2 separate regions of the Homo sapiens genome follow, and region 1 is linked to region 2. Evidence: chromatin contacts called from ENCODE Hi-C or POLR2A ChIA-PET data. All regions are on one chromosome and are shown on one strand. The core of a region is the stretch at or near the end of the contact, and the rest is flanking DNA. Distances in the headings are between cores, read along the strand shown.

The links. A loop is a pair of places that touch in the nucleus more often than their neighbours do. ChIA-PET counts read pairs that join two places held with the same protein, here RNA polymerase II (POLR2A). Pooled maps may share reads with other maps.
Region 1: a loop to region 2 is called in a map of heart right ventricle, with 6 times the contacts of the local background. The contact joins two enhancer-like sites. A Hi-C loop is called at or near these places in 8 of 168 maps with a recorded cell type or tissue (CD4-positive, alpha-beta T cell, CD4-positive, alpha-beta memory T cell, esophagus muscularis mucosa and 4 more) and 9 of 50 pooled maps. POLR2A ChIA-PET finds 5 or more read pairs at or near these places in 4 of 52 experiments (CD4-positive, alpha-beta memory T cell, activated CD4-positive, alpha-beta T cell, activated CD4-positive, alpha-beta memory T cell and 1 more).

Annotation. Positions count from the first base shown.
Region 1 is chr20:59,220,981-59,226,587 of GRCh38, reverse strand. All of the region lies in intron 4 of ZNF831 (zinc finger protein 831), which reads right to left. Among named protein-coding and RNA genes, the nearest start is that of ZNF831, 60 kb to the right of the region's middle. RefSeq lists a silencer at 3,927-3,996. Within about 2 kb of position 4,312, at least 11 of the 41 ENCODE cell types and tissues checked have a DNase peak (open chromatin) inside an H3K27ac peak, as active enhancers do; they include heart left ventricle and heart right ventricle, where a contact is called at or near this core.
Region 2 is chr20:59,147,208-59,152,507 of GRCh38, reverse strand. It overlaps a transcript of ZNF831 not described here. Among named protein-coding and RNA genes, the nearest start is that of ZNF831, 14 kb to the left of the region's middle. RefSeq lists a silencer at 2,374-2,596. Within about 2 kb of position 3,192, at least 13 of the 41 ENCODE cell types and tissues checked have a DNase peak (open chromatin) inside an H3K27ac peak, as active enhancers do; they include heart left ventricle and heart right ventricle, where a contact is called at or near this core.

The sequences.
Region 1 (5,607 bases), core at 3,063-5,562, 73 kb before region 2:
AATTTTCAGTCTTTGTGTTGAGAAAATAGGTGATAGCCTTATATCGGGCATGAACGAGAAAGAGCTGCATTTCATGATTTACATATAACTTGGGCTCTTGTGAAAGTGCTTTATTAAAGGGGTACTCTCAAGAAAAATGTGGAGGGAATAAGGGAAGCAGGGAGGGGTAAGAAAAAGATGGGAATGGGTGGAGGCCTGGCCTGGTGGAGAGGGGTTCTAGACAGGACACCAACAGCATCCACTACCAACATCACTTGTAGCACAAAACATGGAGAAGGCAGCTTGCTGGCCAAGCAACTCACTGAGCACCTCTACCCATTAGGAAGCAGGTCAGGTTGTGATCGACATCTGTGCTGTGTGTTCAGCAGCCATGCCCCACCTCAGTTCTCCTTTAGAGAACATCCCTCCTCAATATAAGCTGGGTGACTTATGACCACTCCTTTTCATCTCTTGGAGTGAGCATATTCCACCCACCTGGCCAAGTAGAAGGTTCGGGGCCAGGCATAAGACCCACACTGATGATGGGATTTTGAACAGAAAGTAGGTATAATATAAGCCAGGGCCATGAGGCCACCATGTGCCTAGGGATGAAGGCAACCCAAAGGAACGTCTACTCTGATTTGAAGAGGGATCAACAGAGACCTGGTCACATTGTTTACATCCCTGGATCCAGCTGGAGCTACCCTGGGCTCTTTCATCACATGAGCAAACAAATTCCCTTTTGTGCTTAAACCTTTTTGAGCTGGGTTTTAGTCTCTTTCTACCAAGAATGGTAACCCACACCATTCTCCTAACTCTTACAGACATTGCACGATTTCCCTGATGCCCCAGAGAATGAGATGGGTGAACTCCATGGAGGCCTGCTGGCCCCCACCACCCTCCTAACCATAATAAAGGTTGACTAAAGTTTACCTCACGTCATCTAATGACAGACTTAAAATTCAGAGTTTGATCGTCTGCTCCTGTCCCCTGGAAAACCATCTAATGTGTCTGCATATGAGCCACAGATCATGACTCTGATGAAAGAAGCCAGTCTTTTCTATAAAGAGGCATTTCCAACAGACGTTGATTAATCTAGTTTCTCATCCTTCTAAGCAAAATAATAGAGAAATCATCATTTTCTGCCTTATCAAACTACACAGATGACTGCTTGGTGACTCCACAAATTTATTGAGTAGTGAAACTGGAAGCAAAGAAGAAATATGCCCTGCGTCCTCAGAAGCACTGAAAGACTTGAGCTGTCAGGACCAAAGCAAGTCTTGCTAAACCAGCCGTGGAAAATCCAAGGCGAGATTGGGAAAGGTAAACACAAAACCTAACAAAATAAAAAAGAACAACTTCTTCTTCAAGGAGACTTCCAGAGTAAACCACGTTAAGTGGGTTTTCTTAGCTTTAATGCAGAGTTACTTAAAATTGACCAAAAAATGTTCCCCATTTCTTAAGTTAAAAAAAATATACATGCATTGAACCTATAATGGAATATTACTTAAATGAATCCAGATTAATTGAAATTAAACACAATGGAACACAACAGATATAGACTAATGAAAAGACTAATAAAGAGCTTTTCCCCCACCAGTTAAAAGCATGCAGTATTCTACTCTACAGAATGAAAAAGGAAAAAAAAAAATCACAAAATTTAAAAACCCTACAAATCCAGGAAGCAATTTTTAAAAATATTGTTTTCATATTAAAACATACAAAACCAATTACTTTTCAACCATTCATGCAGGGACTTTTAAAAATCAATAACATATTTAATTTGTTTGGACAAAGATGAATGAGAATACATGTCTTTGGTTCTCAGTATTCTCTCTGGGCTGCCCTTTTGGAATCACTGTAGCAAGTAATTCCTGTTGTTGCTTTCTCGATTAGATTGAACGACTATTAAACCTTCTCTGTTCAACTGTAAAACCTCAACATTTTAAGAAACAATCGAAAGTCAGAGGAATGTGCCTGATTTGCCTCTCAAGAAACAATGTCTAATGCCTAGCAGTTGCCCAGCAAACAGCTACTGAATGCATGGATGCTTGAAGGAGTGAAGCTAGCAGGGCTGGATGAAGTGCAAAGAACAGTCGGATTCGTCAAGGCAATGGGGCAATTAGAGTATATCAGATGATCAGGGCATCAGGGTAAGCCATCAGGAGGGAACAAAAGAAGGCTGGGATGGGACGAGGCAGAAGAGGCGCCCCCCCACCCAGTGCTCTTCTGCCCTAGGGTGCAGGAGAGTGTTGGCCTCCTGGAATACATGAGAAGTCAGCTTGGAAGAGGATGCTACCAAACCACGGATGAGAAGCCCATGGGCACCTCAAAGCACCCAGGCGGCGAGGTACCTGGGCTGGTGAGAAGCCGGGCGTGCAGAGCACGCACTTGTTGGGAGGGGAAGCAGGTCTCCAGGAACAAGAGGAAGTCCCCCCACCCGCCACGCACCATCACATTTCCAAGGTGGCTTCTGAAGGCCTCCTGGTGCGAGGGTACTCAAAGTGGGTGCCCTGCTATATTCTCCCAGGGGGAACGGAAAAGAAGGACGTGTTTCCCCGTAATCCATCCACCCCCAAAAGAGCGCTGGCCACACCGGTTTCAGTGTTTGGCTCCAGTGGCCTGGATGTGGGGGTGGTGGATGACAGGGAGAGATGACTCCTTCCTTCCTCCCTCCTGTCCCGTGGCCTCCTGGCAGCCTTTGAAGTAAAGGTCTCAAACTAGCTGACTGTATTTGGGCCCAGATGGGGTATGTGTGCAAGTGCACGTCCGTGCGTGTATGTGTGTTTAAATTAGCACCCTGTAAAAATTGAGAGATTTTATTTAACGTGAAATCTGGGTTCTGCCTTCCCCGTAGAGCTAGATGAATACCAGCCAGCTGGCCTCACCACACAACAGCCAAGGTTATATGATTCAAAGCACTCTTTCAAATTCTAGATATATTTTGTGTAGTGTTACTATCACCCCCATTTTACAGATGGGGAAACCGAGGCACAGAAGAGCTGAGACACGTCCCTAGGATGACATGACTACAGGTGGTGAAACTCGGCAGCGAGCCCGAGTGCTTTCCTCCGAGGCCCGTTCCCGTAGCCGCTGGAGCACCGCTGCCTCTGCTGGGAGGCTGCTGCCGGCTCGTTCCTCCTGCATCTCTCTGTTAAAACGTTTGCTTATTAACATTTTTCCATGTGCTTTTAAAAAACATGGCTAGTTCTGAAAGAGAACCAGTGTGTCTGCAAGCTGGAGAGGAAGGAACCATCGCACACACTTGGCAAGCGAAGGGTCCGGGAGTCCTGGTCACCGTGCAGCGATTGGGAGCCTGCATTTTGCGGCAGAATCCTGGATTCTGCTTTACATCCCTGCGGACAGAGAGCACCCAATAGAGCCTTCGGCACCTCGTTTTGTCCTTTTTCTTCTTTCACCCCCATCTCTCACCCTGGTCCTGGGAAACTGAAATAATGTCCCCCCTCTGACCTCCTCCAAGGCCCCCTTCCTGCCTCCTCCTGTTATCAGCTGGGGCTCCTGCCTCCCCTCTTCGTGAACATTCTTACTCTTGCATTTCTGGGTGGCGTTTATGTGAGGGCAGTGAAACATCATCCACAGGCTGGGGTCGTCTGGTGCGGGGGCCGTGACGACAGTCGCTTGCTCAGCGGGGGGTCCCAGCCGATTTGCAGAAGCCAAGGAACTAGGATCAAAACCCTGCTCTCCCTTCCTTCGGCTTCAGCCTGCTCCCTTGGTTCTACCACGGAAACCCCTACGAACATAAAATAAATTTGTACCGCCAGGTCCCTGGTGTTCAGAGCAGGTGCCCCTGATTGCACGAGTCTGGGGTCCGCCCGCCTCCCTCCCAGACCGGACTCCAGGCCGTGCTGCGCCGCGGAGCGAGGAGGGAGCCGGGCTTCGGCGGTGCCCGCGATGGGCGCTAGGGGGCCCCCGCGGAGCTTGGAAGGCGGCTTTGCTGTAAATCCCAGCCCTCTGCGCTTTCTTCCGGGTAATAAATTCACAAGGCTTGTTTTTTAACCCCCACCAGAGGTTAAAATAGTTTCATAAAAAGTTTTGGTAAATTCATGGGTAACTTTTGAGGTTATGTGAGGTTGTTGTCACACAAAAAAAAAAAAAGAGAGAGAGAAAAACAGAGCCTTTCTTCTCTGCTCCTGCAAGATTGAGGCTTGGCGCCGGCGGGGGCGGAGGGGGCCCGGGCTTTGTGTTCTTCCAGAAGCATCCACGTGGCTAGGCGGCTCTCCAGGCCCCCGGGCGCCCACCCACCAGGGTAGGGGGGTCTCGGGAGCGCCCAGCCAGGGGTCCGCACCCACCCCGCCGCCCGCCCGGGCACCCTGCAGCCTTCCCGAGGCTTCGCTGAGCTCGACCCCCAGCCCAGCTCAGCCCAGCCCGTGGGGCGAGTGGGGTTCGGGGCTCTGCGTTGATCGCTTCCTGCCATGCCCGTGGGAATAAAGCAAAAGTTACAGCCCCTGAGTAGGGGTTAAAAAGAACTTTATCAGATTGATAAGCTGGGAGACAGGAGGAGGCAGAAAGAAAACAGCGCAGTTAAGGGAGGGGGCGTCGCACATTAACTATGATTCAGACTCCAATGCACTGAGTTCATTTTTCAATCTGCCTTTAGGTAGGGGAAAAAAAATAAGGAAATTATGGAAAATTGAGAAATAAACATCTCTGAGAGTGCTTTGCACCCGGGGGTGCTTAACGAACACTTAATAATTTCAAACGCTAGTACTTAGAAAAATGGCTTTTGTCCGTTCCCGGCACGCCAGGTGCCTCCTAGCAAAACCGGAAAGCTGAAAATGACTGAAAATGATCGCTAATGTCTATGTGGAGGGTGGTACAAAAATCACTTGTTCATGTCCTTTGGAAGTTAAGGAAATAAGCAAGCCAAAATTTTAAGAGTTTTAGCAAGGGAAAAACCTTGGAACTGAGCTTGCATTTCTTTTCCTCAACGTATGAACTTGGGCAAGACTCCTAATTAGGACAGGGCTGGCCACACATCACCTCCTGACCCCACGGGGCCATACTGAAAATTAGATGAGGAAAAACATTTGGAGGAAACTCTCAAAATGCTACTGCAGGAAGCAATGGTTGTTTTTGGAGCAGATTCCCCATGCTCCCTGCCAGCAGCCAGCAGTGGGGTGAGGGCCAGTGTGAACTATTTACCTAGAGGACGATGGGGTCCCTACAAGAGCACAGTATTGCCAGGGAGGCCTCTGGGACGAGTTGGAGCTTGGAGGATTATTCCAGTTTCGTCATTTTCTCAACCTGGAGGGCAAGTCTCACCCCGGCAGGAAGAGCACCATAGGCATGCATGTAGCACAAACTCAAGGGCCCAGAATGTACTCCCGAATCCCTACGAGCTCCCTGCTGGGGAAAGTATGGACCTGCACCATTCACTGCCTCCCTCCTTTGGCTTGAAGACGTCTTGTCCAGACCTGGGGGGAAAATTCAGTGTATGCTCACCCCTGCCACCTCCCAGCCATGATAACCACACACTGTAAAGTCCTTTGTAGTTCACACAGCACTTTCACAGTCACTGTCTCATGTAACTTGAGCCTCTCCTCAATCTCAAGGGCAAATGAGTCAGGTATTCCTGGACAGGCTTCATGGGGTTCTTGGGCACCAGAT
Region 2 (5,300 bases), core at 1,943-4,442:
GGATGGATGCGTGCACCCTCCAATCAAACCAAAGGCCCCCAGGCTCTCCTCCACACTTTGCTTATGCTGTTCCTCAGCCAGGAATTCCCTTCCTTCTCTTGATCCACAAACCCAAAATCCACCTGTCCACCTACTCGCTGCCTCCTCAACCAAGGCCTCTGGAAACCCCCAACCCCCTGTAAGTGGTGATCTCCCACTCCCGAACCTCAGCAGCAGAGTCCCTGTGACACTTTTAGGTGAATTTATGCCTGTCTTACATTGTAGTGGATTTAGCTTAGCTCTCTGGACTCCTAAGATCTTCAAAAGTGAGCGCTGTACTTTTTTTCTCATTACTAGCTCTTTCTAGCACCTAAGCTGGTACCTGGCAAACAGCAATGACTAATAACTATTATGATTGATCAGGCAACAGACTAGTGAAACCTCCAAGCTGGGGTGTGAGGGAGGTGCTGTCATTACAAATATTACTTAACAGATGAGGAAAGGAGGTTGATAGTGGTGAGGCAGCTCGCCCCAAACCACTCAGCCAGAGACTGGCAAAGACAACCTGTGGCTGAGGCTATATGGCCCCCACACCAGCATGTTCAACCATTCAATCAAGCCCTGCCTTTGGTGTACACCTTCCCCTTGCAGCATCGCTAGACAGAGGGGCTGGGCAGCCACCTCCTATGGGTCTCCCGAAGGTTCAGCGTTCCCTCGTGGAGAACATCTCCAATACATGGGGCTCAGCCGGCACCAGTATTTGAGGCAAACCTACTAACTCTAAGAGCGCAAATACAAAACAATCTTAGCTAAAACTACTACAAATCTCCATAAAGGACTTTTCAAAACAGTGCTCTCTTCAGAAAGTCCACGCCCAGGAGCTGGTGTTGAAAGCCATCCCTCATTCACCTGGCAGCGATTCACCTGACCGGCCTGCAGAACTCAGGTGGAATCTTGGCTCGGTATCTCACCAGTTGTGGCCAAGTTATTTTACCTTTCTAAGCCTCGAGGTTTTCATCTGTCAAGTCAGGGCAACAAGAGCCCCAGGCACATGGGAGAATTAAGCACAAGATGCTAGCACAGGGTCGGGTGTATCATAAACACCTGGTCAACGCTCACAGTAGCATCACTGTGGTTAGGATTATTCTCCTCAAAGGTCTGCAGTCCTGTGGCATCTCAGCAGGAGGGTGCCCAGGGAAAGGGCCATTTCCTTCTGTCCAGAGATGGGTGCTGGAGCCTCAGGAAGGGTTATCCCAGGAGACAGAAGCCATGTGGCTTGCTGGGAATACACAGATCAGGGTGGCAGGTCATGCACACATCAACACACCCCCTCCAGCCTTAGGCATCCACCTCCATGCTAGCCCCCTCGCATCTTCATCCACACCAGGAAAGTAAGTGTGTGCATGTGTCCCAGCCCACATGTACCGGGAACATGGGCCTCTCCAGAGACCCAGCCGCTATCAGCCCGGTACCCCTGCACTATCGGAAACCCATGGACGGCTGGAGGCTGTGCTCATGGGTCTCCCATCTGGGCAGGCGGGCCAAGTGTATTTGTATATAATTTGCATGGTTGACACAGCCGTTCCCATCTCTGCAAGGAGAACTTCCAAGCTAACCTGTTATTACTGCTCCTCTGAAGCTGGCACGGCCCGCCCGCCCACAGCCAGCGAGTACTATGCAGAGAGACAGGCCAGGAGCTGACTGAGCGTTCGGGTGCGCCACACCAACCTCCCTGAGCCTCTGTTTCTCTCCTGGACAACAAATCACTACACACCTCCGTTGGGCAGACTCAAGGAGAGCTCCTTGCCCACAAAATGACAGCGTGTGCTGGCGCGGAGTACTGGCCACAGCATAGTGGGCTGTTTGTTATTCTCAGAAGGTCAGGAATTAATCTGGATGGAGAAGTTTGCCTCAACGTTCCTCCCAGATGATGGTTCTGAGTCTCATACGGTGGGTCCCCTATGCTATGGTTACTATTCATAGATGATCTATAAAAATACAGGATTGCCTACTTAAATTTGAATTTCGAAGAAATAATAAATATTTTAGTTTAAGTATATCCTGTGCAGGCTTTGGGACACGCTTATACTAACAAAGTATTCATTGTTCACCTGAAATTCCCATTTTAACTGGGCATCCTGTATTTTATCTGACAACCCTACCTGTGACCCGAGGTCCACTGGTTTCCATTACGACTTATATCCTGTTTTCTCACAGTTTTTACCTAAACTCAAAGGAACACGGTCTCTGTTTCCTAAATGTGCAGCTTCCCAATCTAGGATAGGGAGGGCAGAGGTTGCATGTGAGGAAAATTGAGACTTGCTGAGAGGAGAGAGGGAGGGAAGGAGAGAGAGAGAACATGTGTTTCCTAATTGAGGTAAAAATCTAAAATCTGTTCCTCTTTGGTTTCTGTGAGGAGCCTGGTGGTTACCATTGTGAACGTGAGGCCACGTTTCCTGTGGCAAAGGGTATGTGTGTTTTTATCAACAGAGCCCGTTTCTAGGGCTCCTCTCAGGATGTGAGGCCCGTAGCAGGTCACAGAGGAAAAGGCGGGCCATGGCGGGGCAAAGGGGGCTGGCGCTGGCGTTGGATGGGGGTCCAGCCATTGAGGCTCCCTGGAGAGCCTTAGCCCTGTGTGGGACGACAGCCCCCCTCAGGGCCTCGGCTCAGATTTCCCTGTGCACACCGGCCAGCTGGAACATTCCACAGAAAAAGGCAGTGGAGACTGGGCCTTGCCGGATTCCCTGGGGCCCTCAGGGCAAGTTCCAGCCCCGCCATCCACACAGTGTCAACATCACAGGGACAAGGCTCAGGCATGAAACATGTGTTGGGGGCCCTGTGGATGGTGTCTGCTCTCCATACAGGGGCTCTGCAGCCTCTCTCTCCGACAGGCCAAGCCCAGGCTTTTGGCGCTCACTCAGGAGGGAACCCTTTTCCTTCACGATTTTTTTTGGAGGAGGGAGATCTTATTTTATAGTAAGATCAATAGATATATTATGGAGTATAAGGTTAAAGTTTTATATCTTTAAGATACAATGCAAAAAGTAAAATGAAATGTATAAGACTCCGTTTCTTCCTCCATAAAATGGTATTGGGGAAGGCGCCAACCACATGGGGCCATTACAGAGATTAGACAAAGAGACATAAGCAAAGCCCTTCTTTGGCACAGCCCCAGGCCACAGTCACATCTTCTTTAATTGGAAGTTTGCCATTGAGACTGGGCCCAAGGATTAACATCCCTTCATCTCGTCTGGCTTATCAGACCTCCACACACAGAAAGAAATTGCAAAGCAGCAAAGGGAGTCTAGGTTTTGAGCACCAGAGGAAGCTGGTTAATCTTCAGTTGATTTTCTGATGGCACCTCTGGTCTGATCTCAAACAGAGGATGGGGTCTGAGAGCCCTTACCTTGTCTGACCCATCAAGATGGGCACCCATCCTATTCATCTGTGGCCACAGACACGGCCAGCCTGGAAGGGATGGAGACCCTCGTTACCAATGGAGACACCATCCCCTGGCTCTGCCCCTCACAGCCTCTGGCCAGGGCTGAACTCGAGTGCCCGCAGCCCAGAACGCTGCAACTGCACCTGCTCTCCAAGGCACAAGATGCTCTGGGGAAGGATGTGGTAAGCTGTGTCCAAGGTGCAGGGGTGTTGTGGTCAGGAGGGCAGAACTCACACCAGGTATGTGGGTCTGAGGTAGGAGGCTGCAGGACCTCTGAATCTCCTGGCTGGGTGACAGGATGGAATTGAGCCTCAAGACATGAGACCCAGAGTCAGCACCCTGCTTGCTCTCACGCTCTGTTCTTTTTTTTTTTTTTTTTTTTTTTTTTTTTTTTTTTTTTTTTTTTTGAGACGGAGTTTCGCTCTGTCGCCCAGGCTGGAGTGCAGTGGCGCGATCTCGACTCACTGCAAGCTCCACCTCCCGGGTTCACGCCATTCTCCTGCCTCAGCCTCCCGTGTAGCTGGGACTACAGGCGCGCGCCACCATGCCCGGCTAATTTTTGTATTTTTAGTAGAGACGGGGTTTCACCGTGTTAGCCAGGATGGTCTCGATCTCCTGACCTCGTGATCTGCCCGTCTCGGCCTCCCAAAGTGCTGGGATTACAGGCGTGAGCCACCGCGCCCGGCCGCTCTGTTCTAACCCATCTTCAGAACATCAGAAATGTAGCAGTGGTGATGCTTCCCAAGGACTGAACAGGGACTTTGCCACTGGTCCTCAGAGCTCATGTGCACCCCTTGGATATCCCCCCTCAACAGAGAGGCCAGCCCCATTCCATCATGGAAACCCTCCCAGCCTACTCTGATGAGATTGTCCGTGTCCCTGTCTTGGATGGGCCGACCACAAATGACTTAGGAACTAAACGAAGACTATGCATTGGCCTTGACCAACGGCACTTAACAATTAGCGTCAATGGCCCCATCAGGCTCTAGGTTAGTAGGAGAACATTCTCAAGCATTTCAGAGAGTATAAGGGACGTCTCTTCTAATTAGGGTCCATGATGTAGTCATACTTTCTTATTGATCTAATAATTGGTGCAAATGTACAAAAACAGCTGTCCCAACAGTGTGCTGCCACGTGGCCTTGGGTTTTTCATTCTGGCCTGTAATCCCCCCTTTTACCACCTCAGAAAGCAAGGCTTCATGCGTACAATCATGCCTGCATTTCAGCTGCTCTTCAGATTTACAGCCTCGCCTCTGAAATATGAACAGGTTTTTTGGAGATAATTAGTCTCACACACAACTTCAGCCAACATCTGATCAACCCCAGTCATATCATTAGTTCTTGCTAACATATTACACTTTGCCTAAACTATATTGGAAGATGTTCTCCAGTTATGATATCTGATTAGTCAAAATCAGCCTTGTTTGGAGATGAGGGGGGCCTCATTCTTCCTTGTGGTAGGAGAGCTGCCCTCAAAGCCTTTTCTTTAAATTCTAAGCCATGATCCAACATCTTTGCCTTTTCCCAATTTCAGCTTGTACAGCCTTTCCTTTTAAAAAACAAAGTATAACAATTGCAATTCTCCCTTGGCCACTGGCCAGACATCCAAGGGCCAGAGTGAGGAGATTAACGGATACACCCAGAGGGGACAAGGTCAGAGAGCAGAACATTCTGGACACATGTTTGTGTCAGAGACCAGACCCCAAAGGACTGGAGAGCTCCCATTAAGAAGGGCTGGTACCTCCAGCTAGAGTGACACGCGAGGGCCCTTCAGAGCCTGTGCATGGAACATGCCTGTGACATTAATTAATGCCAGGCAAAATGTAACAGCAGATCTTGGAAACTAAAAATAGATCTTTACTAACTGATTCATCCCCTG